Regions from separate parts of the Mus musculus genome. Here regions 2 and 3 are each linked to region 1. A link is a loop called in an ENCODE intact Hi-C map of the cell type or tissue named here. Cell type or tissue: left cerebral cortex. All regions are shown on one strand. Links, peaks and the distances in the headings refer to the core of each region. The heading gives the core; the rest is flanking DNA. Region 1 holds the start of Gm33677 (predicted gene, 33677). Region 2 overlaps LOC115485728 (a long non-coding RNA gene). Region 3 has its middle 37 kb from the start of Gm33624.

What was found. Peaks named below come from ENCODE experiments on the same cell type or tissue, not always from the same donor. Only the 100,000 strongest peaks of a DNase experiment are listed, where the experiment ranks them.
Region 2: it touches region 1 in a loop (2.2-fold over the local background); 2 of 42 quality-filtered maps call a loop at or near these places.
Region 3: a loop joins it to region 1, with 2.0 times the contacts of the local background. A loop is called at or near these places in 2 of 42 quality-filtered maps.

The regions. Positions count from the first base shown.
Region 1 is chr10:119,045,044-119,055,182 of GRCm38, forward strand. It overlaps Gm33677 (predicted gene, 33677), which reads right to left and starts at 5,456. Exons shown (of 4, transcript NR_152787.1): 1 at 5,305-5,456; 2 at 5,028-5,221. In left cerebral cortex, for the core only: CTCF peaks have their summits at 5,097 and 7,548; no DNase peak of the experiment used is centred there.
Region 2 is chr10:118,730,168-118,740,306 of GRCm38, forward strand. LOC115485728 (a long non-coding RNA gene) reads right to left here. Exons shown (of 4, transcript XR_003948963.1): 3 at 8,249-8,317. Among named protein-coding and RNA genes, the nearest start is that of Gm33439, 11 kb to the right of the region's middle. In left cerebral cortex, for the core only: no CTCF peak of the experiment used is centred there; no DNase peak of the experiment used is centred there.
Region 3 is chr10:118,965,390-118,975,528 of GRCm38, forward strand. No RefSeq gene overlaps it. Among named protein-coding and RNA genes, the nearest start is that of Gm33624, 37 kb to the right of the region's middle. In left cerebral cortex, for the core only: no CTCF peak of the experiment used is centred there; a DNase peak (open chromatin) is centred at 5,258.

The DNA of each region.
Region 1 (10,139 bases), core at 695-8,694:
CATATAACAAATGAATAGATCTTTAAAATAAATAAATAAATCCAACATGCATGTCACCTCTCCAAGAAATGTGTTTCCATGCCTTGCCCTCCGAGAAGGCACGGTGGGCTCACTGGGAATTTAAACAGCCTTTAATTGTGCAGATAGTGCCTGGATTCACGACTCCTACGGGAGTAAAATGAAAACGAGGCTCACTGTACGCTGGTGTCTGTCCAGATCCAGCCTGTTTGGAAACGGAGGCCCCTCCAGAGGAAAGCCAGCTGCTGAGCCACACACAGCCTACGCACTCGAACTTGAACTTTTAAATTTTGGGTTTCTTTTTGGTTCATTCATTCATTCGTTCTTTCATCCGTTGGTGGCTACATTCACCCCACGGTGCTCTTGAGCAGGTCAGAGAACAGCTTCGTGGGGATCAGTTGACTCTACTTCTTGAGTCCAGAGGATCAAATTTAACCCAGGGACAATCAAGCCCGGTGGCCAGGCCCTCTGAGCCACTTTGCCAGCCCTTGTTAACTCAAATTAACAAATGTTAATAGACGGAGTCTCCGTTGTGGGATCTTGCTGTTGCTGTTATGAAACACCACTACCAAAAACACCTTGGGGGATCAAAAAGTTTATTTGGCTTATGCTTCCACATCATTGTGTATCATTGAAGGAAGTCCGGACAGGAACCTGGAGACAGGAGCTGATGCAGGGGCCATGGGGGGGGGGGGTGCTTAATGACACACTCCTCATAGCTTCCTCAGCCTGGTTTCTTATAGAATACCCACAATGAGCTGGGCTCTCCCCCCATAAGTCACTAATTAAGACAATGCCCTACAGGCTTGCATACAATCTTATCTTATGGAGGCATCTCAACTGAGGTTTCCTCCCCTTAGACTTCTATCAAGTTGACATAAAACTAGCCAGCACAACTGACCCCTTGTCAGCTTGACACACCAACACATTACTATGAAGCCACACCCCCTCCTTTCTTCTTCATCTCCAAAATCACAAGTTAATATCAACATCATAATATAAAGCACTTTACAAAATTGAAAAGTTGCCACAGCCTCACAAAAATTCTCTTTCTCTCTCTCTCTCTCTCTCTCTCTCTCTCTCTCTCTCTCTCTCTCTCTCTCTCTCTCTCGGTTTTTTTCGAGACAGGGTTTCTCTGTATAGCCCTGGCTGTCCTGGAACTCACTTTGTAGACCAGGTTGGCCTCGAACTCAGAAATCCACCTGCCTCTGCCTCCCAAGTGCTGGGATTAAAGGTGTGCGCCACCACCACCTGGCTTTTTTTTTTAATCCAAAGGCTCTTTTAAATTTTTAAAAATGAAACTCCCTCAACTGTGAGCCCCTATAAAATCAAGAATCAGCTAAACACTTTCTTATTTCTAGAGAAAAGAACCAGGGTACACTTACAGTCCGTTCAAAGCAAAACCAAGCTCCAAACATTTAAATAACTCAACGTCCAATGTCTGGGATTCACTCACCATCTTCTGGGCTCCTCCAAGGGGATTGGCTCACTTTTCCAGCTGTGCCCTCGGCAGCCCACACAGCACCTCTTCTAAGCTCCATCAGGCTGCACTCCAAGGCTGCTGCTGTTCTTGGTGATCATCCCATGGTACTGGCATCTCCAGAATGCTGGAGTCATCTAATGCAACCGGGTTGCACTTTCACCAATAGCCTCTTCTGGGCTCTCTTCGGAGATCCCACAGTCCTGCCGCACAGTGCCAAGCCTCAGCTTCTTTCCATGTCCCATGCATACTTTCAAAGCCAGTACCACCTGGGTGACTCTGAAACTACCAAGTTCAGGTGCCAACATGAGGTACAACCTTGGCCACTCCTAGAACACAGCTTCTGTGTGCTGGCCCTGAGGAAACATTTCCCAGAAGACATCACCTTCATGATGCTGGCCTCTTCTTAATCACAACTAATTTTCCTGCCCCAGGTGGCCAGCTTCCCCTGTGCTAGCAAAGCAAAGGTTCTACTTTAGTGGTCCTGGTCTCTTATTAATCACAACCAATTCTTCAGCCCCAGATGGCCAGACACCATAGATTCCTCACACAAATGGCCCAGAAGAGCTTTTGCTTCCTTCTGAAAGTTTACAAGCCAGGCCTCCATCTTCTGCACTGCTCTCAACATTTTTATCTTCCAAGCTCTTACAGAGCAGCCTACTGAGTTCTCAACACTCAATGGCTTTTCTACCTCAAAGTCCCGAAGTCCTTCCACAGTCCTCCCTAAAACAGCATGGTCAAGTTTGTCCCAGGAATCTCCCATGATCCTGGTACCATGTCTTAGGTCTATCTTAGGGTTCCTATTGCTGTGATGAAACACCACAGCCAAAAACAACCTGGGGAGGAAAGGGTTTGTTTGGCTTGTGTTGCACATTCATATTCATCAGTGAAGGACTTCAGGGCAGGAACTCAAAATAGGGAAGGAACCTGGAGGCAGGAACTGATGCCAAGGCCATGGAGGGGTCCCCACAGGCTTGCTCCTCATGACTTGCTCAACCTGCTTTCTTGTAGTGCCCTGGACCACCAAGCCAGGGATGACCCCCACCCACAATGGGCTAGGCCCTTACCCATCAATCACTAGTAAAGCAATACCCCACAGACTTGTCTACCGCTGGATCTTATGGAGTCATTTTCTCAGTTGAGGCTCCCTCCTCTTCAATGATTGCTTGTGTCAAGTTAACACAAAACTAGCCAGCACAAAGGGGTTGCATGCTTTTCCTCTAAATGTGTTAAGGGTTGGTCTTGTGCACTGTGTATTCAGTTTCTGACTTCTGTTCCCAGAGATCTGGTTATAGTCCGGACTCTAGCATTGTCATGATTATTGAACCATCTCTGTGTCTACCCCGTGTAAAGAATGCCTCCCAGTTATTTCTGATTGGTTAATAAAGAGCTAATCAGGCTATGGTTAGGCAGAGGAGATAGGAAGGCTGGACTTCCAGTCCCAGCCAGTGGTCCCAGGAGAGATAAAGAAAAGAAGAACCATGAGGAAAGGAGGTAGAGAGACGACGAGGAAGGACACGAGGCGGAGGATCTAAGAGGAGTCATGATGAGCAGGGAGCCAAGAGATTTGCCACCAGCAGAGCAAGCCAGGGAAAGACTCAAACTGAAGGTAAATGACCTCAAGGCTGGGAAAGAGATGGTTTGGAGGGTTAGAACTGATGAATATTTGCCCAGTCATAGCGCTTAAAGCTCATTAGTAAACTTAGTAAGTCCTTGGGTCAGTCATTTGGAGCTACAATGGGAACAGATAAGGCCCATGCTTATATTACAGTCTAGAACATCGTGAACACTGATTTTATTCTGTTAAGCAGTCTTGATCTACGAAACTCTGCAGGTGACATTCATGTTACAGACATGTTACAGGCCATGCTAGGTCACTAAACCAGCCTTAGTGAGAACCGTTCCTTCTTCTGTTGTCTGGCACAAAGATTAATTTTGTTATTGATTAGTCAGCATAGCACTATCTATATAGGACAAGTTAGATTGTCAATTCCCTATAGGCAAATATTATTCCCACAGTAGTCTGTGCGCTGTTTGTTGTTGATGATGGAGATATCTTTAGTATTTTACTAAGTACTCCCATCAAAGAGTATTTTAAATTTTAATTTAATTTTGTAATTTTATGTGTACGAGTGTTCTGTCTGTATATGTGTACAGGCACACATGAAGGAATTCCTGGCTCCTACAGGGGCCAGGAGAAGATTTCAAATTCCCTGGAACTGGAGTTGCAGATGTTTGTGACCTACCATGTGACTGCTGGGAAAGAAATCCAGGTATTTTGCAAGAGCAGAAAGTACTCTTCACCACTCAGCCATCGCTCCACCTTACCCTCTAAATATTTTAAAAGAGAAGCCAAGAACTGTGTATTTTCAGCACTTGGGAAGTGGACACAGAAGAATCAGAAGTTCTAAAAGGACAACCTAAACCCCATTTGTCTCCATGTAAGGACCAGGCCTGATTTTGAAAAGAAAGTTTTAAGTCACCAGCTCTGGGAACAGACCACAAGCCCCAGAAACTAGGCCGTAAGATACCAGCTCCAGGAACAGACTATAAAATCCAGAAACAAGGTCATAAAACCCCCTCCCAAAGAACAGCCTGGAGATAACCACAAAAATGGGGAAATATCTTATCTCAGAATGGGCCATCTGTGCTGGGCTGCCCTATCTCGTCCTAGAGTTAAGCGTTCATGGCACAGGAATGCAGACCTCTGACCACCTAGTACAAGCCCATCAGACGCTGACCCCTGTGTCCTCCCTCCCCAGCACCAGCACCCACCCATGGAATTTTAGATTACCTAATCCATTCTCTAAGTATAGAAGAAGTAACTGTAGCCAATCAGAGTTATACTAATGTCACTGCTTTGGCCCCTACCAATCACATTAGAGATTACCTAATCCTTCTAGAGAGTTCTCCTGGTCTTCACACCTTTGTCTAGGGTCGCTGTTTTGTAAAATAGTTCACCTCCACACTCTGGCTGTTTCTGCAGAATAAACATTCTTTGTCTTTGTATAATACTGAGTGGGGGGGAGGGGGTCTTCCCTCAGTGATTTTGGGACCCTGAGAGTTCAAGGTCTTCCTCAATGACACAGTAAATTTGAGGTCGACCTAGATACACACATGACCCTGTCTCAAAAAGCAAAAGATTTAAAAGATTTTCTATGGTGTGTCAATAGAGTCATGGGAGACTCGGCTCTCTTTTACTTTTAACGAATATTAGTAGAAAAACCATCAAACCCAAATAGCAAAATGGGGCTCGGATTCGGCTGTAAAGACAAGAGGATATTCATGGCATTATCTGTAATGGCTTCCATCTGCCTACCACTCCTGGTTTTAAAACGTGACAGGGAGACCTCCAGGATGAAATGTACAAATTCCCTTTTCCATCCGAAAAGGGGCATGGATGGGTCTTCTCTGGGGTACTCCAACACAAGGCAAGTAGAGTTTATTTGTCGTTTTTAGAACTGTGGATTCCCTGGCATCCCTCAGTCTCACTAATATTAACTGAAAGTATAGGAATCGAAATACATACCAACCGCCTAGGAGGACACAGGAGCGTCTTCTCTGTCTGAATATAGCTGCACCTTACTTGTTTGCCCAGAGGGGGCGCATGAGCACCCACTTGTCGCACCACAAGAGAGCAAAACCACAGGCTTTAGATACAAAGATGGCCCCCTGACAATTGACTTGGAGAAAGGGGATTTCGGTTTCTCTTGGTGAGTTTGCCTGAATAGGAAGAAGCCAAATGAAGTAGGTAAAGACCTCACTTGCAAGAGCTTTTCTGAGCGTTCACTTCAAAGGACACCAACCTCTCCTTCCTTCCTCTACCCTTGCCCATTCCCACTGCAACCACATCGAGTGGCTGGCTACAAAAATAGCCCATAAAGAGTGGTTGGGAAGTGAATCCGATGCCCTCAGGCACCGGCTGGTGCTCGCTCCCGCCCCATGGTTTAAACGTCTTGATGACTCAACGGTTCCTGGGCTTCGTGACCCTGATGCCACTGTTCCATTTCAGAGCCTCAGTAAATAAGAGTCATCACCCCACGTTCACACCAGTCCTCGTCCCTGGGGAGGCTGTCAGGTCCCACGCAGAATTTCATCCTAGTGATAGCAACTTAGGAACTGGAATCTCTAGGGGTTGTTGTTGTTGTTGTTGTTCTCTCTCTCTCTCTCTCTCTCTCTCTCTCTCTCTCTCTCTGTGTGTGTGTGTGTGTGTGTGTGTGTGTGTGTGTGTGTGTGAGAGAGAGAGAGAGAGAGAGAGAGAGAGAGAGAGAGAAAGAGAGAGAAGGAGAGGGAGGTGGAGAGGGGGGAGAGAGAAAGAGAGAGAGAGAGAGAGAGAGAGAGAGAGAGAGAGAGAGAGAGAAGGAAGGAAGGAAACAATTCAGACAGATATAACTTTTAACAAATGCAATCACCATTACCTGGAGGTGGGGAAATAAATCACTTATCAGTCAAAATTTTGTCAGCCGGAGCCTATTTAAATGGGAAAATATCGACCTTTAATTCTTAAAGGACGCTCCATTTTTTAGGTATGTGTATATGTCCGTGGATCTATGGATGGATTTGTGCACATGGGTGGGGGTTCCTGTGTGGTTACAGATGTCATCTCTTGGATCTGGAGTTATAGGGGTTGTGAGCCACTCAGTACGGGTGCAGGGAAGCAAGCTTGGGTCTTTTGGGAAACAAACATGGGTATATGCTCTTAATCACTGAGCCAACTTTCTAGTCACTACCCTTTAATTGTTTAATGGATATCGCTTAACTATTTGTTTTAAAGTAATAGTATTAAGTCTAGAAAATGCAAAGACAATTATAAATTCTTTCACTTCTTTGATGGAAAACATGAGGCAGGAAGAGGCAAATAATTTGTTCAATGACATGATTCCCGTTTTCTTTTGTAATAATGCACCATTGACTAAGTCAGAAGGATACCGTTATGTACGTTTTGTGAATAAGCTCATGGATCTTTTATGTGAATCAGTGAAATCCACACCAAACTCTAGGTCTTTCTTGAGGGAAACCTCCTGCCTGCCCTATTCTTAGGTCTGGCGGCTGATGGAGCAAACAGGCATGAGCTGCCCATGTCAACAGGGCAGTGGGGAGCAATGCTGTCCCGCCACACAAAGAGAAACTGCAGACCAAAAAAGAAGGATTCTTCCTGGATCAAGCCTTCCTGGAAAATTCCACTTTAATCCTTGAATCAAAGGAAAAAAAAAAAAAACCGCTGGAGCCTGGCCCAGCCTTTAAGTACAGCAGCTCTTACCCAGGGCATCTTGAGATCCCTGCAGGTAGGAGCTGTGGAGTCAGTCAGCTGATAAACTAGGTCTTGCTTCAAAGGAGTGCAGTGCCAGCCCTGGTGATTTCTTGGTTCTTCCAGGACTTAGGGAGGGCTTTGAGGAAGAGAAAAGACAAAAGTGCTGAACTTGGAACTATTCTGGGGCTAAGCAGCACATGAAGAACAAAGGAGGAGTGCCCAGTCTGCTCTACAAACTCCCAGTCTCTTCTACAACCCCCAGTCTCTTCTACAACCCCCTAGTCTGTTCTACAATCCTCCGTCTGTTTGTTCTACAACCCCCCAGTCTGCTCTACAACCCCCAGTCTCTTCTACAACCCCCTAGTCTGTTCTACAATCCTCCGTCTGTCTGTTCTATAACCCCCAGTCTGCTCTACAACCTCAGAACGTATGTGGCTTCCTTTTCTATTTGTGCTACATTTTAAAAAGTGAATTCGTGGGGTAGGCGCACATGTGGACGGTAGAGGACAGCATGTGGATGTTGGTTTCTCCTTCCACTGTTGTGTGTATTCCAAGTTTCGAACTCAGACCCTCAAGAATGGAGGCAATGCCTTTGCTCACTGAGCCACCTCACTGTCCCCAAACCTGCAGCTTCTCGCTTTAGTAGTTTCCATTCAGAGAAGTCCAGAAGGTCCCCACACCCTCAGTTATACCATTTTTCTGAGCATCCCAGACAACTACACACATTTAAGCAGAGGCTGCCATGCAAGGATGACTAGAAATCCTGCTCATTGTTTTCTTTCTTTTCAGCACTTCCTGACCTTTCCCCTAGTGGGCAGAAATATTCACTTTGTCTGTAGAAGAATTCCTGTTGTTATGACTGGAGGGCAGGGAGAAAGAAGTTTTGTTTTGTTTTGTTTTGTTTCTTTCACAATGTTTATTTCCAAGCAGATTCCAAACAAAAGGCAGATCAGGAGTTTAGGCTAAGACAGAGATCTGCAGGCAGGGAGGACTGCCATGGTCTAGCTGGCTCCTGTCAGGAGCATGAGTCTACACTTATTTCTCTCCTCACAGCTGCACAGGGAAGCACTCCAGTGGCAGGTCACCACATATCTGCACAGATGACTTTCCCTCCGCTGGAAAATTCTGAGCCCATCATTACTGTTCCTTTTTCCATAGTCATAGATGTTTCCAGAGCCTGCTTTCCACCTCTGGAAAGGGAAGGCTGGTCTTTGACCCTCTGAGGGTAGCAAGAATGAAGAAATCTAGCAGTAGGAGGGGAGTGGAGTCCTGTGGGAAAGGAAGACGTCAATGCCTAGCCTGGCAAATAGTATATCCAAATGACAACCAAAAGGATTGGATTCCAGGCTTAGTGAGAGACCTTGTCTTGAGAGAGAGAGAGAGAGAAAGAGAGAGAGAGCACAATAGAAGACAACTTTTGTGTGTGGATTGGTGGATTGCTGCCCTCGACACACATATGAACGGGGGAGGGGCACACATGTGCACATATGAGCACTCCAATAAAAAAACAGAGATGAAAGGACACAACAAAAAGAAACACACATACCTTAGTAAATACTCAAGGATTCTGCAAAGATGCTTGCTAAGTGAGTTGGGATCCAGGGGTGCCACGGGGGAGCCCGTGGCAGAGCAGCGCTGTGTACCTATCAACCATTCCCTCGTTTGATCTTTACAACGACTCAGTGGAATCTCTGGGCACGGCATGGACAAGGGAGCATTTGGGGTGCTTCTGACCTTGACCATTTGGCTGTACTATCTCACGACCCCACATGCTTAAGAGAGAACAAACAAGAGACACATCCTTGAATATCCTATTGCCTGAACTATAGCTGTCCTTCCGACACGTTCTATTTTGAAGAACTAGGAGAGCGACATTTTTCAACTGGAACTTGAAAATCTTCAAAAAGCTAGGTGCATTTCCCCTATTCTGTGTGCTAAAATAAAATAAAAAAAAAAAACAGAAATCTATGAATAGGAGTGGTTTAAGACTGTGTTTCTAAGTCGGGTAGTGGTGATACACACCTTTAATCTCAGCACTTGGGAGGCAGAGGCAGGCAGATTTCTGAATTTGATGTCAGCCTGGTCTACAAAGTAAATTCCAGGACAGCCAGGGCTACACAGAGGAATCCTGTCTCAAAACAACAACAATAAAAACAAAAAAAACAAACAAACAAACAAACAAAAAAAAAAAAAAAAACCCAAAACCTGTGTTTCTGAAGTTGGCTAATACGCTTATTTAACGCATATTTATGCGTGGTAAATTCTCCTTGTCCAATCAAATAAAAACTTGAGACTTAGGAATGATCTCTTGAGGAACCGCCAACGGCCTTGCTTGGGACTTAACTCCCTTTGAGGACATAAGGGTGACATTAGTTACTTTTTCACTCAGTACCGTGACGAGATGAATGACTGACAGACAGATGCCGCTTTACGGAAGGAACAATTTCTTTTGGCTCGGTTTCCGGGCATTTCAATCCATCATAGCCCAGAAGGCATGGTAGGGTGGCTCTCTCTGAGGCAAGGGGAACATGGAGAAAGTTCTGTTCACGGGCATCCAGGAGGAAGACGGCAGAACCTGAATCACTGGCTGGGCGGAACCTTCAAAGGCCACTCCCACCCCTGATGGGACCTGCCTCTACCACCCAAGCCCCACCTCCTAATAGCTGCACTCTCTCTCCAAATAGCGTTGCTGTCTGGGAGCACGCTTTCAAAACAAGAGCCTGTGCAGGCTTTTCAAATTCTAACCTTAACAGGAGACCCAAACCTTATCCTTATAGGGAATTGACCTCTGCTCCTTCCTCGGGGAACCCCAAGAAATCCTGAGGTGCAGTTGCCTGTGAAGAGATTTAAGAATGAACGGTTAAACCCTTTATTGGCGATCAAGTCCTCCCCTATCCAGGGGGGGTTGCTGGACAATTCCCTTTCCATCCTGTTATGACTGGTTTTGATGATCATCAACTGGACAGGCTCTAGAACCGCGGTGGAGACTAGCCTCTAGGCATGCTTGTGAGGGATTCTCTAGACCAGGTGAAGTGAGAAGGGAAGGCCCACCCTAAAAGTGTGTGGCACCATTCTCTTAGCTGGAGTATCAGACTGAATAAAAAAGGGAAAGCCAGCTGAGCAGCAGCCATCTTGCCCTTTGCTCCCTAACTGCAGACACAATCCTGGCAGCTTCGCGGCCATGATTGACTGTCCCCCTCGTACTGTGGGGTTAGACAAGCCCTTCCTTCCTCACGACCCTTTGGTCAACGGTATTTTTCATCACAGCAACGAAAAAAATCACTAAGATAGCAGACCATAAACAAGGACAGAAGTTCTCCTATGACCCCCTAAGACAATACAGCTGACCCCTCGTTTCAATACCGTTAATGTAACACAATGAATGATCTA
Region 2 (10,139 bases), core at 1,110-9,109, 310 kb before region 1:
TAAAAAACATATTTAAAAACCCTATGAGAAGCAAGATAGTTTGAATAGTCACCAGTAAGCGTGTACCTTAATCGATGATTCTGACTAGTCATAAGGCGCATTCAAAGCCTTGGCTTTCTTCTAAATAAAATTCCAATTCTACTTGGAATTAAAAATATCTAGGACCTAGAATCGTTTAATTTTTCTGACACGCTCCACTTAAACACCATAATATATGTCACTTTGTTATAGCTAGAACACATATATGCATTTATAGTCATATCTTTCATGAAGAAAATGTGTAATACCCTTTCAGCTATGGGAATATTTTTTTTTAAAAATCCCAATGCACTTATTAATAGTGCATGTGTTTTGTCCATGGAATCCAGCAGCTGGAAATATTTTCAGGCATAATGTAGTCTAAAGTCACACCCAACCTCGCAATTTCCCCTAAGACACCCCGCACAGATGGTTACCCTCCCTGTCTACACTGCCCAGGATCAGGACCCCTCTCAGGAAGTGGCTCATCCGCAGAGGGACAACTTCAGTTGTTGTAGAGCTTCCTTCTTAGTGAGATGCATGTCTCTATGAAGCTATTAGTCCATGGCACTCCATCTGTGGGACTGTCTCGTAAAAGGACGCTTCTCAACATCTGTTGATTGCTTTCTTTCCTTCTTCCCTCCTTCTCTCTTGTCTGTTGAAGACAGGCCTGCCTGAAACTCACGGTGTCCTGCCTTAACCTCCATGTCTTTCAGGTCTGCACCACCTACTAGATGTCAAGACAAAGGAAAGAAGGAGAGCCCACGAAGACTCTAGATATCAGAACAATGACGTAAAGACATCTGGATGCCTCGAAAGGCAAGTGGCTTCTATCACCTTGATACTCAGCAGACAGAACTACAAAGTCCAAGTTCAACTCAGTAAACAACTAAACAAGAAATGATATAGGAGAGCTGGCCTGGTAAAATATATACAGAGAATCTCCTCGATTTCTACGTAGACTTCAAATCCAAGGCTACACCTAATTAAAAATAATTAGTAGGGAACTACATAGGAGTCAGTTGTGTGGTGTGGCTAAAAATGTCTGTACAATCCTAACTTGATAATAATAGAAATCTAATTAATTTCCTATATCTTGTGAGATTTGCACTTTTTAACAAAAATAAACCATGATCACAACACATCTCAGAATGCTGTCCTAGAGGTCTTTGGGCAGAATAACTGTGCCCATAAATGGTTAGAATGACAGAGGGTCGGAGAACCCCATCAGATATGAGAATAGAATCACAGTCAAAGAAGAGTACAGCCTATGCTGTAGAAGACAAGATGGCCCCAGACTCTTAGAAAGGACCATGGATAGTGTGGAGGATCAAACCCAGGACCATGCTTTGCTAAGAAGGAGCTTTAGCACTGAGCCACACTCTCAATCCAGGAAAGGACATTTTAATACAGAGATTTTGTGGCTGCTCCGTTGAGCATATGGAACTTCCAGAAGTAGGGTGTGCAGGAACTGTCAGATACCTAGGATGGAAGTATAGCTGGAGAAAAATGCTCTTTGAAAACAGAATCAAACACTCATTGAATGTCTGCTACGTGGCAGCTTCTGAACTTAGAGCAGTCATGAAACGAAGCGCATTTGTATGTGAGGCTATAGCTGCGGGTTCCCCCATCTAATTGAGAGGTGGTTGGACTGAAGAGATGTTAGTTTAGCTCTGAGATTCTGAGATTCCATGGTGTTCTTTATGTACTTGGTCTATAATAGTGTTCAGACTTGGAAGCATTGACAAATATAACTTTATAAAGTACGTCTGGAGAGAAAGGCTTTGTATACCATTTCATTCTTGAGTCAATGTACTGAATGCCTATTATATTTTGAGCACGAAAGTGCCCCTTGAAGAATAGCCTATCTCGAGGGGTTACAACCTGTCATTACAACCATCCTTTAAAGTCGAGTACTTGGGCCAATTCAGAGCCACACAACCAATAAATAAGATGTCCCCGTAATTTATCTTCCAATTCAGGACATTTCAGAAAGTGGAAGGGATGCTATTAATAACCATGCCAGGGCTGTATGTGTAGAAAGGGGGCTGCCTAGACAAATGAGAGCCACCAGTCACACTCCATGGCAGAGGGAAACCTAAGCTTTCCAAGAAGAATAAATCCTCTTTAAAATTGAATGCGCAGGCTTGACGCCCACGGCTCTGTCAGAATGGCTTGTCTTTCTCCATTTTCATAGAGTACTGTGACCCATCTTCTCTATTCCAGCACTCTATCACTCTTTACCAAGAGATGGTTCTTTTTTTATTTACATTTCAAATGTTATCCCTTTTCCTAGTTCCCCCCCTGAAAATCCCCTATCCCCTTCCACCTCCCCCTGCTCACCAACCCACCCACTCCTGCTTCCTGGCCCAGGCATTCCCCTACACTGGGGCATAGAACCTTCACGGACCAAGGGCCTCTCCTCCTATTGATAACCAACTAGTCCATCCTCTGCTACATATGCAGCTAGAGCCATGAGTCCCACCATGTGTTTTCTTTGGTTAGTAGTTTAGTCTCAGGGAGCTCTAGAGGTACTGGTTAGTTCATATTGTTGTTCCTCCTATGGGGCTACAAACCCCTTCAGCTTCTTGGATCCTTTCTCTAGCTCCTTCATTGGGGACCCTGTGCTCCGTCCAATGGATGGCTGTGAGCATCCACTTCTGTATTTGTCAGGCACTGGCAGAGCCTTTAGGAGACAGCTTTATCAGGCTCTTGTCAGCAAGCTCTTGTTGGCATCCACAATAGTGTCTGGGTTTGGTGGTTGTTTATGGGATGGATCCCCAGGCGGGGCAGTCCCTGGATGGTCATTCCTTCAGTCTCTGCTCCAAACTTTGTCTCTGCAAGAGAAGGTTCTTTATCCTGTGTTCGTGGGACAGTTTTATACTTAGCCAAGTCTAGTGGTAAAAGCTCACCATATAGAATTTGGGTGCTGCCTCTAAGGCCATGGTCTATTGGTGAGAATGAAGCCAACACCCAGAGAAAGAGAAATGGAGGATGAATTAAATAGAGAACCCTGCAATGAATGGCTGGCTCCGTTTTCAGTTTACCGGGTGCTTCAATGTATACTGTGATTTTGATGACCAAGTCTTCACATTGCATAAGATGCATTAATATTCTCCCAATACTTTCCCCTTTTTCATTCATCTACCTTCTTTCAGCTATGGTCATCCAATTCAAAGTGCCCTGAGTAACTCAGATGGGAAGAAATGTTTTAAATATAAAAAGACGTCTTTCTCAAAGTTTCTTTCCTCCAATCCCCACCTTTGGCTCTGTTCTTGTTTGGTTTTTTTTTGTTTTTGTTTTTTAGGAGATAAGAACTCATTTAAAAAGCAGTTGTTCAAGGTTAGCAAGAGAGGGAACACAGTGAAATCGATGTCTCATCTCCTGTACAGCGCGTACATCTTCTTCGTTGGCTTTGGCTTTCCTTTTGACCTCTTTGACACGAGTTTCAGCCTATGTTTGTCTCGCTTTTCTAAACATTTCTCCACATGTTTTAATAACACCTCTACCTTTGTTAATTGCCAAAATGTAAGTAGTAGTATCTTCTCTGAATATTCTTTCTAAACAATTACTTAACCCTCGTGACACCAACCAATACCGCCAGAGTAAAGACTGCCTTTCAGTTTCTTTTTTGAGCTCCTAATGTTTGACTCCAAATGTCTGTCGGGCACTTTACACTGGATGACCTTTAAGCCGCTCAAGCTCAATGTTCCCCAAGGTCAAGTTAATTTTCCCCAATCTCAGCTGGATTTCTGGCATTTTCATTTTCCTCAAATAGCACTGCCCATAGCCCCCGACAATTCTCAAAGTTGTATTTACCCACTGACGTCTTAGTTCAGGTCTTTGTCTTTCTTGCTTTGACTATTTCACTTGCTTCTTTCCTCTCTTCCTTCCTTCCTTCTGATAGCCTTCTTCTATGACTCCATCATCATACTCCTTAAATACAGTCAAGTTCAAGCCCCTTCAATAACTATAGGGTAAAAAAGCAGTGTTCAATTGTCCTCAGTCAGGCATGTGAAAAGATCTCTCATCTAGCCTGGGCACACTCCTTGAACTTGTCCCAATATTTCTTCATCTGTCACATAAGGAAGAATGACCAACCCAATAGTCTGCCCCCTTTTTAATGGGCCATAACCTATCGTCTTTTGGTGCAAATTGGTAAACTCATGCGGCCTCTTCCTGGTACTTTTGGGTAGTGCTTCTTTTGGTTTCTTTAAAAATGAAGATGTCATGCCATCCATTTACATGGAAAAGGCCACAGAGAGTGCTGTGGGCAACAACTCCAGATGAGCCAAGCCCAGTGGTGAGCTAATGATGTTGTTTCAAAATAATCCTCAGCAGCTATCAAATCCTGCTGCCCATCTGAAATCAGACGATACTCAGACATCACACTGTATCTGCTTTTCTGCCATCTCATCTCCTGGCCCAAAAAAATTAATGCACATAAGCAAATGGTTCTTGATCTATATCACCAAGCTTAGTGTAGTTTTGTTACAATGTAACTGATATACTGCATTGTAACAGCAGTTGTTATCTGCAATGCTAAATGTTGCTTCTTAGTATCTGCCAACGTTTGTCCTGAACTATAGTCTTCCTCTCTCGTTTTCACTGAAACAGAGTCTGACTCTGCAGCTCAGGCTGACTTTCAACTCACTGTGTAGCTTAGCTGTCCCTTGGATTCCAAATTCTATCTCAGCTCTGCCCGCAGTCACTCAGCAATGGAATGACTGATGTCTTAGTTAGGGTTAATAATGCGTCAACAAAACACCATGAACAAAAAGCATGGGAGGAAAGAATTTATTTGGTTCATACTTACATAGCACTGGTCATCACTGAAGGAAGTCAGGACAGAAACTCCAACAGGGCAGGAACCTGGAGGCAGGAGCTGATGCAGAGGCCATAGAGGAGTGCTGCTTACTGGCTTACTCACTATGGCTTGCTCAGCCTGCTTCTTATAGAACCCAGGACCTCCAGCCCAGGGATGACCCAACCCATAATAGGCTGGGCAATCCCACACCAATTACTAAGTAAGAAAATGCCCTAGAGCTGGATCTTATGGAGGCACTGAAGTTCCCTCCTTTCAGATAACTCTAGCTTGTGTCAAATTGACATAAGACTCTCCACCACAACTGGTGTGAGTTACCCATTGTCTACTGTGGGACTTATCTGAGTAGCAGGAAAGGCTTGTCATAGGTTCAGAGGTAGACGAGAGAGGTGTTAATTTGACTCCTACTCAAGGGACTTGGCAGTCTATCGCTCTAACTGTCATAGAAACCCAGGGAAGCAGGCATGATGATCTTCACTTTAGCTCAGGGCCAGCAAGTTTCAATAATTTGGCAATTTTACTGGTAACTGGCAGAATGAAGAAACAACCCAAGTCTGGTTGGGTTGAATATACTTCTACCACATCACACTGTCAGAAACCCACCCCCTCCCCAGTCTCCAGATACACAAATCCACAAAAAAAAAAAAAAAAAAAAAAAGGTCTGGTGGGTAAAATTTCCTACCTCATTCCTACCTCAAATTAGATCCCAATGACTTTAAGCATAATGGGACTTTGTCTTCCAGTAATAAGCAGAACACCTAAAGACAACACAGTAATATTCTCACAATATGTCCCCTGGAGTTTGTCAGTGTAACACAAGCTATAGACATCTGAAGGGGAGAGCAACACGATTGAGAAAAAAGTTCCATAGGATCCAGCTGCAGGCAAGTCTACAGAGCATGCTCTTAGTGATGGGGAAGCGCCCAGGCCATTGCAAAGGATGCTGCCCCTGGGCTGGTGGTCCTGGGTTCTAGGAAGGAAGGAAGGAAGGAAAGAAGGAAGGAAGGAAGCAAGCAAGCAAGCAAGGAAAAGAAAGGGAGGGAGAGAGGGAGGTAGGGAGGGATGGGGAGAGAGAGAGAGAGAGAGAGAGAGAGAGAGAGAGCAGGCTGAGCAAGCTATGAGGAGCAATCCAGCAAGCAGCACTCCTCCATGGTCTCTGCATCAGCTCCTGCCACCAGGTTCCTTCCCTGCTTGATTTCCTGTCCTGACTTGCTTCCGTGGCGGACTAAGATGTGGAAGTGTAAGCTGCATAAACAGTTTCCTCTTTCCTGTCTAGATTTTGGTCATGGTGTTTCATCACAGCCATCGTAACCCTAAGTGCTTCAGGACATGTTTGCTTAAGGGCAGGTTGGCCTGGAGCAGAGGACTGGAGAATAAGAGAAAGGAAACAGTGTAGAAAAAGTCCTGGGATGGGCTGGTGTGATGGCTCAGTGGGTAAGAGTACCCGACTGCTCTTCCAAAGGTCCAGTGTTCAAGTCCCAGCAACCACATGGTGGCTCACAACCATCCGTAACGAGATCTGACGCCCTCTTCTGGTGTGTCTGAAGACAGCGACAGTGTACTTAGATATAATAATAAATAAATCTTTAAAAAAAAAAAAAGAAAAGAAAAAGTCCTGGGGAGAGGATGGAAACGTCTCAGGCTGAGGTCAGAGGAAAGCTCTAGAAGGGCAGCCTGTGATCTAAGACAATGGCCCTTCCCTGGAGATTTGGTTGGGGTCAGATCCTAGTGAAGATCCAAGGTCCGGGACAGCCTTGCTGATAACACAGACAGGAAGCAGAAGCTTCTCCTTTGACCTCTACGCTCAGAAGAGGTAACAATGAAGCTGGCCAGATTCTGTTCCACTTTCACTCATGTTAATTTGTGAGTATTCTTTTTAATTACTTGTAAATTGATTCTTATTTTTTCATGGTTGTCAGAAAATTCATGTACAGTGAGATTCAGGATCAAATTTTGTTTCCTTTCCCCTAAATCAATATATCTTAGTGAAGTGTATTGATCAATATTTCTGAAAAAGCAATAAGGGGTTGTTCTATATGCATCTCTGGTCCAGAGCTGAGCTAGTGCAATACCAAATATTCTGACAGTTCCACTGAGTAAGTCTTAGACCCTGGGCCAAGCTACCACAATGCTGCCAATGGAAAGTAGAGGCTTTTGGCAAACTCTAGTGTGTCTAGATCCTTGACTTCTTCCCTCATCTGTAAGTCACTTGTACCCTGTACATAAAAGAAACAAGGTCATGTGTTTGGAAGTTGGTTTCTTAAGCAAGAGTTCAGGGGTGTTGAGCAAGGTCTGGCTATGCATGAGTGAGCTCTTCTCCTGCTGAGGACTCATTCCTCAATCTGTCAGGGATAGTTAAGTTTCTGTCCCATCTGGAACTTGTTCTATCACTGAAAGAAAGTGTGTTGTTCTTTCACATACATGTTCACATTAAGCTTAGATGGTTTGTGCCATGTGCCTTTAAATACCAGATAAAACACGACAGAAAACACAGACTGCAGTGTTCAGCCATTTAAGCTCCGTCATACCAGCTGCCGGGTGACAGCTCTGCTCTTTGCCACACTCTACAATCAGACAGCTTTGGGTCCCCTGAGATGACTTGATCCAGAGGACAGAATTCAACTAGTATGCTCCATCATCTAGTTAACATTCTCTCAGTTGACACGAGTGTGTGAAGCTTTGCTCCTGTGGCAAGGACTTCACCAGCCCGGAGTCACTGAGGGAAATGGAAGTATCAGACACTTGCTTGTCCTTGGAGCCAAATAACTGGGAAGGGAAAAAAAAAAGAACTCATCAGAACCCGTAAGATCACAGTCTTCTTCTCGAAGAACTCAGGAAGAGAACCAGCCTAGAGCATCGCAGGTGTACACAGGTACCTGCCTATCTTACACAATGGTCAGAGAAGGCATCTCTGGGAAGACAATGGAACTCACCCTGATCTGGAGAGGTACATGCCAATCTCATGAACTGGTAGACATCGAGGTTTCTGGGCTAGAGCTGGAAAGAGCAAAGGCCCCTCCCTAAGCAGAAACAACAGAAACAACGTGACATGCTTCAAGCACCATGAGGAGAAGACAGATGGAGCAAAGACTTCAAAACTACATAAAACAAAAAAAATTCAAGAGAAGTAACAAGCAAAACAGGCAAATCCATAGTCATTGTTGAGACTTGACACTGTTGGAGACTTTCCATAGAACCTAGTGATTTAAAGCAGCAAGCACGCATGCTGGGTTTCCCGAGGGGTAGTTGGCATAGCTAGCTATGTGGCTCTAGCCTAGGGCCCCAGTACACTGCCTTCCACATAACAAGGAGTACTGTCACCATTGACATCAGAGGCCTGTCTCAGTGTATGAGGGTCCCCACTCTCGCACCCTCAGTCCTCACCAGCTGGAAGTAAAAACTTACCCACGCCCTGGTCAGTGGGCCACTTGGGTGTCTGCAGACTCTGCTCACTGGTCCCCAAGACGGGTCAATCTGAAAGAGAGAGAAAGTAAAAATGAGTCTTTAGAAACTACACGTTGCCACTTTTCGCAGATTCTTTTCATTAAAACCAAGTCACTAAGTCCAGCTCACACTCAGAGGGAGGAAAGGAAATGTAGCGAAGAACCTGTAGCCATGACTTAAAATCATGATAGTCATGTGAATCTCTAAAGATGCCCAGGCAATGATCTCAAGACTGCCATAGGAGGGTCGGCTTGCAAAGAAGGGCAGGGGGCTGGCTGCAGACAGACACTGGAGGTCACCAACATAAATGGTATTAGTTGTTAGGGCACTGGATAAAACACACACACACATACTCTCTCTCTCATACACACACACATACAAACTAGATGGATAGATCAATCAATAGATAGACAGATAAACAGATGGATGGATGTATGGATGGATGGACAGATGGACAGACAGACCAACAAAGACAGACAAACAGACATACAGATAGATATAAAATAGAAGGTCCAGCCCTGAAATCTAGGGTACCCATTTTCAAGTAAAAGTCTGGTGAAGGAAAGAAAATAAGTCAACAAAGATGAGAAGGGAACCATAGATATTAACATGGAAGGAACCAAAAAAAAAAATGACATTGAAACACAGAATTGAGCATTTTGATGACTCTGATTAATATGATAAAAGCGATGGTTGATAGCACCTACTGAGCATTTTCTATTGCCTGAGGCACTGTTCTAAGTTCTTCACACAGGTTAGCCTTTTGGCCCGATAAATGAAGGTGAAGAGTTTGGTTCCCTATGTACAGCTGGAAAAATTCCGGGAAAGTCAGACAACCACTGGGTGCTGGAAGGGGAGAGGAGATTCTGACCAACGTGAGTCCCCATTTATGCCCACTCTCTTGTAGACTTTAGATTCCACTCTTCCAACAAATACTAATCAGATAGCAGGTATGATTGTAGACACCGAAGGCTTTGGTGGTGGTTGAAAAACTAAAGATGAAATCCACCCCTACCCCCTGGTGGAATGTAACTTTTGGCAAGAGAGATGAATAATGAGATGAATACATAAAGTGTATTCGGTGGAAAGACTTGGTAAAGGTAAACTGACGAGTGAGAAAGCAAGAGATCGGGAAACGTGTGCAGAGTGCTCTGGGAGTAATTTTAGAGAGGCGACTTAGAAAGAAATAGAAAGAGGGACACTCAGTAAAAACCTTCAAGAGAGAGATGAGCCACAGGAGCCATACAGATACCCAGGTTGGGGTAGGGCTTTTCAGGCAGACAAAGCTAACTTCAAAAGCTCTGGGCAAGAATGTGCCTTGGGAAGGAATAACAAGAGACCCCAAAAGTGGTCCAAGAGGGGCCAGAAAGGAGGGTCTGGAGAGGGCAGAGAGAACAGATGGGGTCTGTTTGGCCAGCAGAGGGTGAACCTTGACTTTTATCCCACATCAGACGGAGAAATGTTGGCAAGCTTTTGAGCTAGGAGAGCACATGTTCTGACTTAGGTGCCGAGCTGTTCATTTAGCTGGAGACTCGAGAGAAGCCAGAACAGTAGCTGGGCCATCTAGGAAGCTACCACAATAATCTAGTCAGTAGTTGTCAGTGACTTGGCACGATGCTAGCAGAGAGTTGACAGGGAGACTGGATCCTGGAAGCATTCTGGAGTGCAAGCCAACGGAACGCGCTGATGCTTTAGCTGCAGGCTCTGTGAGATCAAAGGAAGTTGAGCTTGACCAAGCGTTTTGGACGCTGGGAATGATCAGAGCACATCACATACAACTTACAATCTTGAGACCAGATGAGGCCACCAACAAAGTGAGGATAAAAGGCAAAACAGCTGAGGTCAATGTACT
Region 3 (10,139 bases), core at 833-8,832, 80 kb before region 1:
GTTCTAAGGTTCCACTCTGACCAGGGAAAGGATTCACAGCCTAAACACACTGCCCTCAAAATCAGGGGAGAAGTTCACAGGTATTTTCTAGGGTGCAGACAAAACAAACAAGCAAGCAAACAAACAAAACAAAACAAAACAAAACAAACAAACAAACAAAAACCACACTCTTCAAGCAAATAAGAGACCTTTGAGACAGATACACAGGGTCTTTGCAGAGTGACTTCAAGAAGCTGAGAAGGGTAAAGGGAGACCGTGGCAGTAAAAAAAGACAAAAGAAGAATATCTGTGGTAGATTAAGGATCCAACCTATAAGAAAGCATAATTCAATTGGTTGGGACACAATTTCCCATTCCAAGCCATCCTTCTAACTCAAAAATTATAAGAATTAAGCAAGCAAGCAAGGGATGAGAACCACAAAAGATGACAGAGAAATACAAGAGAAAAATATAGTTGGAGAAATGGAAACAACAACGAAAGCTCCAGAATTTCAAGTAGAGAGACAGTAGAGAGAGATGAGAGCGTAGTGTCATGTCTACTGTGTGCCAGGATCTGATGGGGGTGGTGAATGCATGTTAACACACTGAAGCTTCCCAAGAGCTGTATGACGTGAGGAATATTGATTTTGTGCTGTACCCAGGAAGGATCCTGGGCTCTAGGACATCCAGGTAACTGGGCAGAAACCAAGGCGCTCTAAAGGAACAAAGCCTAGGTTTCAGCTTGCACCTTGACTTGAGAATGCAACATTTTTCATCCTGGTAATAGACTGCCTACAACTTGTTAGTTTCTCCTCAGGTTCAACTGTTTCCCTGACCCTGTGTGTCACCACGGGGCCAGTCTTGGGCAGCCAAAACTCCACTAGAAACTGGATTGAAATTTTTCATCTAGTTTCACCCAAGTCATTGGAAGTTCCTAAAGGACCAACTCTGAACTTCATCTTGTTAATTTTTATTAACACATTTTAAATGGACACTATAATTGTAAATGGTTGTAAGGTGCAGAGCGCCATTTTGAAACATGTACACTGTGTAAGCAGATCAGGGTTCACTAAATGTTCAGTTCACTAAATGTTTAGTGAGATTATCTATCAACTCACACCTACTTCTTTCTGTTGGAAAGATTACAAAAAAAGTCTTAGGCAGTTTGAAGCATCTCATTTGAAATGAGCTCTGTGGCTCCTTTGCAAAAGCACTGGATGAAGACAGGTAAGCAGTAACATCTTCAATGGAAGACTCATCCCAACCCCAGAGACTTTGCTAGAGGATAAAAAGAACCACATACTTTGGGGCATGATAGCAGGTGAGAATAATACAGCATCACTCTACGTCTGAGAGACCGTGTTTTCAGTCCAGGTTAGAGTTTGCCTTTGAGAAGAACTGGTATGGATTTGCAAGTCAGGATGCAAGAGGAAGTAGTTGCTATTTCCAGAAGCAGTTGCAAGCAGATGTTGGGGACATTGAGTGAGTCCCTGTAGCTTCCAGAGAACCCCCCCCCCCCAGAGCTACCTGCTTTGCTCCAGCAGACAGACAGTTGGAGACATTTCTCTAAGACGGGTAGAAACTATAGTGTCTTAGAAAATCTTCTATTTCCATGATAAAAAATGTGTTAGATCAACCACTTAAAATAAGGAACAGTTAATTTTGGCAAATTATTTAAGAGATTTCATTGAATGATGTCTTGACCCTGCTGCTTTTGAACATTTAGTGAAACTCAGTGTTATGTCAGAAGAATATGGCCATGAGACGCTGTTCTTCTTATGACAGCCAGAGAGAGAGGAAGAGAAATGAAGGGGAGGGAAGGACAGAGGAAGAGCAATAAAAAGAACTAAGGTCACCAATATTCCTGTAATTCATCTCTGGTGGCCTACTTCATCTAAGTAGACTCGCCTCCAAAAATGTCTCCTACTTCCCAACAATGCCATCAACAGAGGAACAAGTCTTCAATGCATGAGTCTTTGAGGAACACTGAAGATCCAAATTATAGACCTTGGACTTCAAGAAAGAGAAAGACCAAAACCCTACAGGTGAGTGTAGCCTCTTCAAATAGTGTATCAGCAGAAATAATTTCTTTACCAGTTCAAGAAGCCAAGTGCACATCGTACCATTGCCTCATATGTCATAGCAACTATGGAATTGTGTCTTCCTCAGTGAGATAGGTAATTACCCAAGATAAGAAGACTTTGAATAAAAAATCCTCCCAGAGGAGCTGTAGCTGTGCTTGAGGCTACTCAGCTACTGAGTTTTAGAGTTAAGATTCAAATCTAGCTCCATTCACTATGTGTTTTAAAAAGAACTGGGAAAAACAAAAACACAAAACATTAAGCCACTGACTCCAAAAGTGGTAACAACACAGACCCAAAACCCTTAAGTATAATGAATGCGAATGAAAAAGAGAAGAAATTAAATACAGAAGATGAGAGTACGATCAATAGCTTCCAGCCAGAGTGGAATCCAATTCATGGGACAGTGTAAAAATAAAGCAGCAGATGCAACTCAACAAAAATGTTCTAAAGTGGGATGGGAAGAGATGGCTCAGCACTTAAAGTGCTTGCTAAGCAAGAATAGGGACTGGAGTTGAGAGCCCCAAGACACATACAAATGCCGGGTAGGGGTGGTAATCCTCATGGATTTCCAGCCTTGTAAGGGAAAGACAGGTCCTTGGAGCAAGCTGACTATATTGATACAAAAATATTGATATGAACTATAACCTGGTAAGGTTGTTGATAACCAAATATTAATTCATTAAAATAAACTTCAAAAAGTGAAACAAAAGTAGTAAGCCAACTGATAAGAGTAGGAGAGAAATATTTGAAACTTGCTGTCTCTCCATCATCAATACCAAGATCATCCAGCAAGATCAACAAAGAAACAAAGCTAAATCCTCTTTCGTAGATAATTCATATACCAAAAATGCACATACAGAAAAAAAAAAGATTGTGATTTTCCTCCCATACTTAAGACTTCCTTTAAAGAATTAAACATTGGTTACCATTAAATCTGATAATTTTGAGACATATTTAATACCAACTGGCAGATTTTCCTTCTGATGATGTCATAACTAAGACGAACACTTCTGTAGGTAGATTGTGTAATACCAAAGGAGAGGCAAACAGAAAGGGAGAAAAAGTCAATACAGGAAGAGAGCAATGGCTGGGCCACCAGTCTCTAGAAGAGACTGGGTGGAGTTTCTAAGTGACCTTCCAAGATGTCTCTGTCTTAGTTTCTTTTCTGTTGCTATGAAGAGATACCACAATAATTAAGGCAACTAATTGAAGAAAGGGTTTATTTACATTTTCAGAGGGTTAATGTGGTTGCTTGAGTGAGAAGGGTGAAGAGTGAATAGGCTCATATACTTGAATGCTTGGTCCCCAGTTAGTGGAACAGTTTGGGAAGGATTAGAAGGCGTGGTCTTGGTGGAGGAGGTGTGTCACTGGGTGGGTGGGCTTTGAGGTTTCAAAAGCTCACATTATTCCAGTTCTCCCTCTCCCTCTCCCTCTCCCTCTCTCTCTATCACCTTGTGAGCATTGTCTCAACATGTAAGCTCTCAGCTATGGCTCTAGTACCATGCCTTCCTGCTGCTGCCATGCTTCTTGCTATAAGGGTAATGAACTTACCCTTGGAAATTGTAGGCATTATCCCAATTAAATGCTTGATTTTATAAGTTCCTTTGAAATGTGTCTCTTTACAGCAACAGACTAAGATAGTCAGAGTACATGACCATGACGGTGAGATATGTGACAGTTAGCAGACAGGCACAGCATTGAGCCAGTGGGTAAGAACACATATCTTACGATACAACCTCAAGGCAGAAAGTCAACTAGGAATGACTGGAGTTTTGAAACCTCAAATCCTGCCCTTAGTGACACACCTCCTCCAAGACCACGCCTTCTGCTCCTTCCCAAAAGTTCCACCAACTAGAGACCAAGTATTCAAATATATGCGCTTATAGGAAAATTCTCATTCATACCCACAGTCTCATAAAACATGTCTTTGAACTGTCTATCTTGGGCTGAAACAGAAGCATGCCTGTGTTAGCTCCTCTCATCTTTTGGGGGTAGCTTCCAAGTACCTCTTGCTTTCAGGCTGTGGGCATATGAGTGCTGAACTCCTGGTGATCAAGGACGCCCCTTGGGCACTGCTAGCAGCTGTGTGAGTGTCTATCCCACATTTTCACATTGAGTGCCTAACACACTCTGAGTGACAATGTCTGGAGGTGAGGACTTCACGGTAGTTAGCTTTTGATGAGTTCACAAGAGTGAGGGCCCCTTGGCAGAGTGAGCATCTTTTTAAGACAAGAGGAAGGAGGCCCTCTCTCTTTCCACCACTTCTTCTTTGCCATGTAATGATACACAGAGAAGGCAGATTTCTGAAAGTCTAGGGGAGAGGACTCACTACTGACCTAGACCTTGATCTTGAGGCTTCTGTCTCCAGGATCGTCTCCTATCTAATCTACCCTAATTAAAACAGGGAGGTACCAAAAGATACACAGTTGTGCTCTGAGAGGAAGCAGTGTCCTGCACTCTAACGTGGTGTTTAGGAAACCTACAGATAAAATGCCCATGACATTCATGGATAGAGTTAGAGAGTGCGATCAGGTGATAGCCTTATTGAAGCAGAGCCTAAAAGATATCCAAGGCATGGATGCAAATGAATTCACCTCAGCACAACCTGGCAAAAACCTACACTTCTTGACACTGTTCTATCCTGTGTTCTGATTGGCTATTTATCTTGTAGGTGTGACTTGCCAGCACAAGTGTTATGCACAGTAATAAACCATATATATGAAAGTACCATAATCAACTGAACCAGTTTCCAGTTGTTGGATACTGTAATTGCTTTCAGATTACAAACAATGCTCAAGGGCACACACACACACACACACCCCACACTGCATCTTTGTACATACATATATTTGTTCGCAGGGACATTTCCTACCATTTGAGTCAAAGGCATTTACATATATATTATGTATATGCCTCACATATGTAATTTAGTTATATTTATAATTTATATATTTATAATTTATTCATGTATACTTATACATATATATGAGCTTTTAATGTTCTTGGTAGTGAAAAGGTGTTCTCTGGCCGCTTTTCCATTTCTACTCTGACAGAAACACATGGAAGCCCGTTGTTTTCAGCAGGATGCATTTTTACATTGGTGTAATGCTTGCCAATTTAAGCTAAAAGGGACTTTTGTTCTAACTTGCATAATTGTCGAGCCTTGAGAGCAGTCGGGTATTTTTGTTTGCTTAAAAGGCTTTTCTAGGCCCTCCTCTGTAAATTGCTCATTTGCATCTGTCGCTAGGTTTTTCTCCCCATTGTATCTCAGGTCTTTCTTATTAAGGAAATTCACCTCTTCTCATGGTTCTTCTGGAAACAACGCCCTGTGTGACGCTTGCCTTTGCGGACTTCCTCTGTGACCGGATTTAGAATCTTCAAGAGGCAAAAAAAAAAAAAAAAATCCCAAAGTGGGACAGTCCCAGCCCCACACTTGCCAAGTTCTCGAATGCACTTGAAGATCTATGGGCAGATCCACATCCCCAATTGCTGTCACCCTGTGGGCATCGGGCCCCCAAGCGTCCTGGCAGAGGCTGCTACCCATCACCGGTGCCTCTGTGCATGTGGTCTCCCATATCCTGTCCATGTCAGGTCCAAGCACAGAAGCCTGGAACCCTCCTCTAGCCTGTGTCTCTCCCCTTCCATGAGGGCCAGGAGTCTGCCCTAAGCTCGTCCATGCTCAAACTTCCTTTCCTCTCCTTGGAGCTGCCTGGACCTACTGTAGCAATTGCGGCTCATCTTCCTTTCCCTCCCGAGGGCTGTGGTATCAGGGGCTGTTTTTAGCCAGCTTCTCTTTTCTGCTTCATTTACACCCTGATCTCTGTGCTAAATCTAAGGTCTTCTGGTGTCCAGACATTTTTTACTATTAGCTCTTCCCTGGATTTCTCTACATCTCAATCATATTATTCAAATAAACCCAATATACCTTTCCTTTTATAAGCCTACATTTAAAGAGCAGCCAGATGGCTGTATTTCTGTTCCTCTATGTAGCCAGTCTCGTTTCTAATATACCACTTTTTTATCCCGTAGGGAAAATGCTTCCTACGAAGTGATCAGTAGTCTCTATTTTCATCCACCTGTCTCCAATCCCAGTGCTGATGCAGGCGGGAAGATCCTAGTTTTAAGTGGAAGTCACGTACCCCCTAGCCGTCTCCAGGGAACCTGGTTATGGAGGTGTGCCTGCCCTCTGAGCCACTTGCTCAGCTTTGGGATTGGGAATTAATTAGTTGAGTTGCTTCTCCATGTCCAGCAAAGCTGGTGATATGTGTGCCGTGTAATAAGAGCCCAACTTACTTGTCATTCATGAAATCAGCACCCATGGGTGGGAGAAGATTCTGCACGGCTCCTGAATTGGAAGCTGGGTGTGAAGCGGTGTAATATATTGCACACCGAGAGTTGATTAGAGGTTGTGGAATGTTAACGTGAACACGAACCCTAGAGACCAGCCCTGTGAGTCCAAAATGTCTGGTGTTCTTTGTGCACCTCTTTCATTCTGGATGTTGCTCAAAACATGACAAGAACTCACAGTGGGGTGTGCTAACCGATTGCCAGTTACCTCTGACTCTAGTCAGCAGCTCAGCCTAACCTGGAACTTGGAAGAAATACAGAATTACAGAATCCAAACATGACTCTTAAGTTGGTGGTGGTGGTGTGGTTTGGTTTGGTTTGGTTTGGTTTGGTTTCTCAAGACAGGGTTTCTCTGCTTAGCCCTGGCTGTCCTGGAACTCACTGTATAGACCCAGGCTGGCCTTGAACTCAGAAATCCACCTGCTTCTGCCACTCAAGCGCTGAGGTTAAGGTGTGTGCCACAATCCCCAGCCTCTAAACCTACCCTTTAACAAGACTTCTGAAAGATTTAGTTTGTACATTAAAGTTTGATAGGCCACATAAAAACTAACTTTTCAGCCCTCAAAGGGAAACATGCACGACACCGGCGAAATTTACTAAATCTGGAGGCGGAGGCTTCATCTGCTTCGCCTGATACACAGGATTCTTTCCTTGGTGTTTAGCCTTCCCTGTTTGCTTTAGTTCAATGCACAGGTGCAGTGTTTTTGCAAAGGAGCCACAAAGCTCATTTCAAATGAGATGCTTCAAACAGCCTAAGATTTTTTTTTTTGTAATCTTTCCAACAGAAAGAAGTAGGTGTGAGTTGATAGATGCTCAGTTCCCCTGATCTGCTCACACAGTGGACGTGTTTCAAAATGGCGCTCTGTACCTCACAAACATTTACAATCACAGTGTCCATTTACGTGTTAATAAAAATTAACAAGAGGAAGTTCAGAATTGGTCCTTAAGGGCCTTCCAAAGACTTGGCTGAAACTGGATGAAGATTTCCAATCCAGTTTCCAGCAGTTTGGTTGCCCAAGACTGGCCCCAAGGGATAGCTGCCCTGGGGCCAGGAAAACAGATGAACCTGAGGAGACACTAACAGGCAGGAGTGAAGGCAACCCAGCTGCCTTCTGGTCATAGCTCCTTTCCTCCCTCTCAGAGAAACGGTGGGAGAGACTGGGCAATCAGAAGAATCCCACTCATATAGTTTTGGTCATTAATGACAAGCTGGAAAACAGAAAATAAGAATTCTCCACCAAATTCTTCCTTATATTTAACAACAACAACAACAAGTACCTAAGATGCCGGGCAGTGGTGGCGCATGCCTTTAATCCCAGCATGTGGGAGGCAGAGGCAGGTGGATTTCTGAGTTTGAGGCCAGCCTGGTCTACAGAGTGAGTTCCAGGACAGCCAGGGCTACACAGAGAAACCCTGTCTCAAAAAACCAAAAAAAGAGGTACCTAAGAACCAAAACTGAAGACTGAAGAGATAGAAAACCCAAGTTGATTCGGAGTCAATAGAAAAAGTTACCCAAATGATAAAACCCCTAGAAGTACCCTGGTCTCAGATATTTCATAAGGAAATCCTTAAAGCTTTTGAGAAATCAATAACTGCAACACTATTTAACGTCCCCCAGAACACAGCAAGAGGGAGAGGGGCTATGAAGAGAAAGACTTTTCCTGCCAAGTCGAGAGAATGCTTAGACAAACATCTGACCCAGATAACACCCAGACAGAGAACACAAAGACTGCTCATGAATATGGACGGGGAAATCCTAAGTGCAGTCTTCACAGCTATAATTGGGGAGTGTATTAAAGAACATTACACTTAACCAAGTGACAATTCCAGAACATAAGGGTGGCTGTCCTAAGCCGCATGTTGATATAATTTATAAATCATATGTAGTACATTAATAAATAGGTTATGTTAATATTATTGATGTATTACTAATAAATATAACATATTAGTAAATATAATTAATCATATTTATAGTCATGTAGAAATAACAAAAAGTTCAGAGCACGGAAGGGTATATATAATTGAGCTTAGAAAATGGGAAGGGAAGGGGGAAATGTTGTAATTACATTATAATATAATCTCAAAAACAAAATGGGGAACTATGTAATAAGTTCAAGGCCTTACATGTTGGAAAGTATTAAATAAAGCTCAATCTATTCTTGATTTAAAAAAAAATCAAACCACATCTTACTGAAGTACAGCTAAGACACCATGTCTGCATTGAAATAGGCCTCCTCACTAAGGCTAAAACTATGCCAAGGCTACCCAAGGTGTTAGTGTTTGCCAGGCTCTCAGAAAAGACTATCTTGAAATAAATAGAAAAGATATTTTTTCATAAATGGAAGAAAATATTTTTGGTGATAAGCAGTTAAAGATATATTCATTGAACTTTTCCATACAAAATAATATCCAACTACAAAATAAAAAAGATAATACTTCATTTATAATAACACCTGGTAACAATGATTAAATATCTAGGAGTAAGCTTAATAAAGTGAATTTCACTAAAGGGCATAAAAGCAACCAAATTAAAAGGGCTGTGTGTCTTGTTCATAGGCAGAAATTTCAGTGTTGAAATGATTTTAAAATTCTGTAATCAATATATGAGAGTGGCCCAAGCTGTAACCAGTGCACGGGTAAACACTTGGAAGTTTAAAACAAGACAAAAAGAAAAAAAAAAGTCAAGAGAAAAGATAAACTGTATGTGAGTGCACGAGTAACTCTCTAAGTGACCCACACTACAATACTAAATCGGATTATCTAAGAACTCATGGATAGTGCTTTTTCAAAACAATGCTTTTACAGATCAACATGAATGCTAAGCAGAGGTAAGATATCGATGTGCTGAGATCGCTAAGATGACTTTGGAAGGATGTGATGTGTTAGCATACTTATGGTCCTGGAAGTGGGAGGATAAGAGGCAGGTTAGAGAGACAAGCATATTCAAGAGGAGAAGCCAGGGTGGGATTCAAAAGCAAAGGCCTGAGCCTGCTAAGGCAAGCCAGACCTGAAGAAGGCTGAGCTCCTGGAGGGAAGAAGCGGGCCGGGGAGCTGGGTCGGAAGCAGCTGGGTCGGAAGGAGCTGGGTCAGAAGGAGCTGGATCGGAAGCAGCTGAGTCGGAGGTCCTCGGGCAACAGAGCACCCATCTACCCTGCTTGCAGAAAATAACTATTCTTCCAGCCACTCAAATTCCCAGAGGAGCCTGCACGGCAGAACTGCAGACTGGACTCCCGTAGACCCACAGGGGTAGACCAGAAAGACACAGAAGATGGAGATTAGAGGTCGGAGGGCGGGAGGTTGGAGGTCAGGGGTCAGCTGATCAACTTGCTACCAGATCTCTCTTGGAGCCATTTTAACCAAGCAGAGGCAACTAAAGACTTGAAGTGATCAATTACCTTAAGTACAGCTCAGAGCCTCTGCTCCCTGATGTGTAATGAATTCTTGCTGCTCTGACTCGGCAGCCTGTGATAGCTGCTTGTGGACTTTAGTATTTTGAATCTACAGAGAACTTTAATTTTGAGCTCTGTTTGTGATGTTTCAGATGTGGCAAGAACTCGAGTCTAGTCAAAATCGGTATCAATAGGTCCTTTTTTATCACTACCACTACCAACACAAGAACTAGAAAAATAACATTTATTTATTTATTTTTATGTTTTTTATTTTGTATGTATGAAAGTAGTGTATGGGGGGGGGGGAGTAGGGAGTGCTCACTGTGCGCATGTGTGTGGAG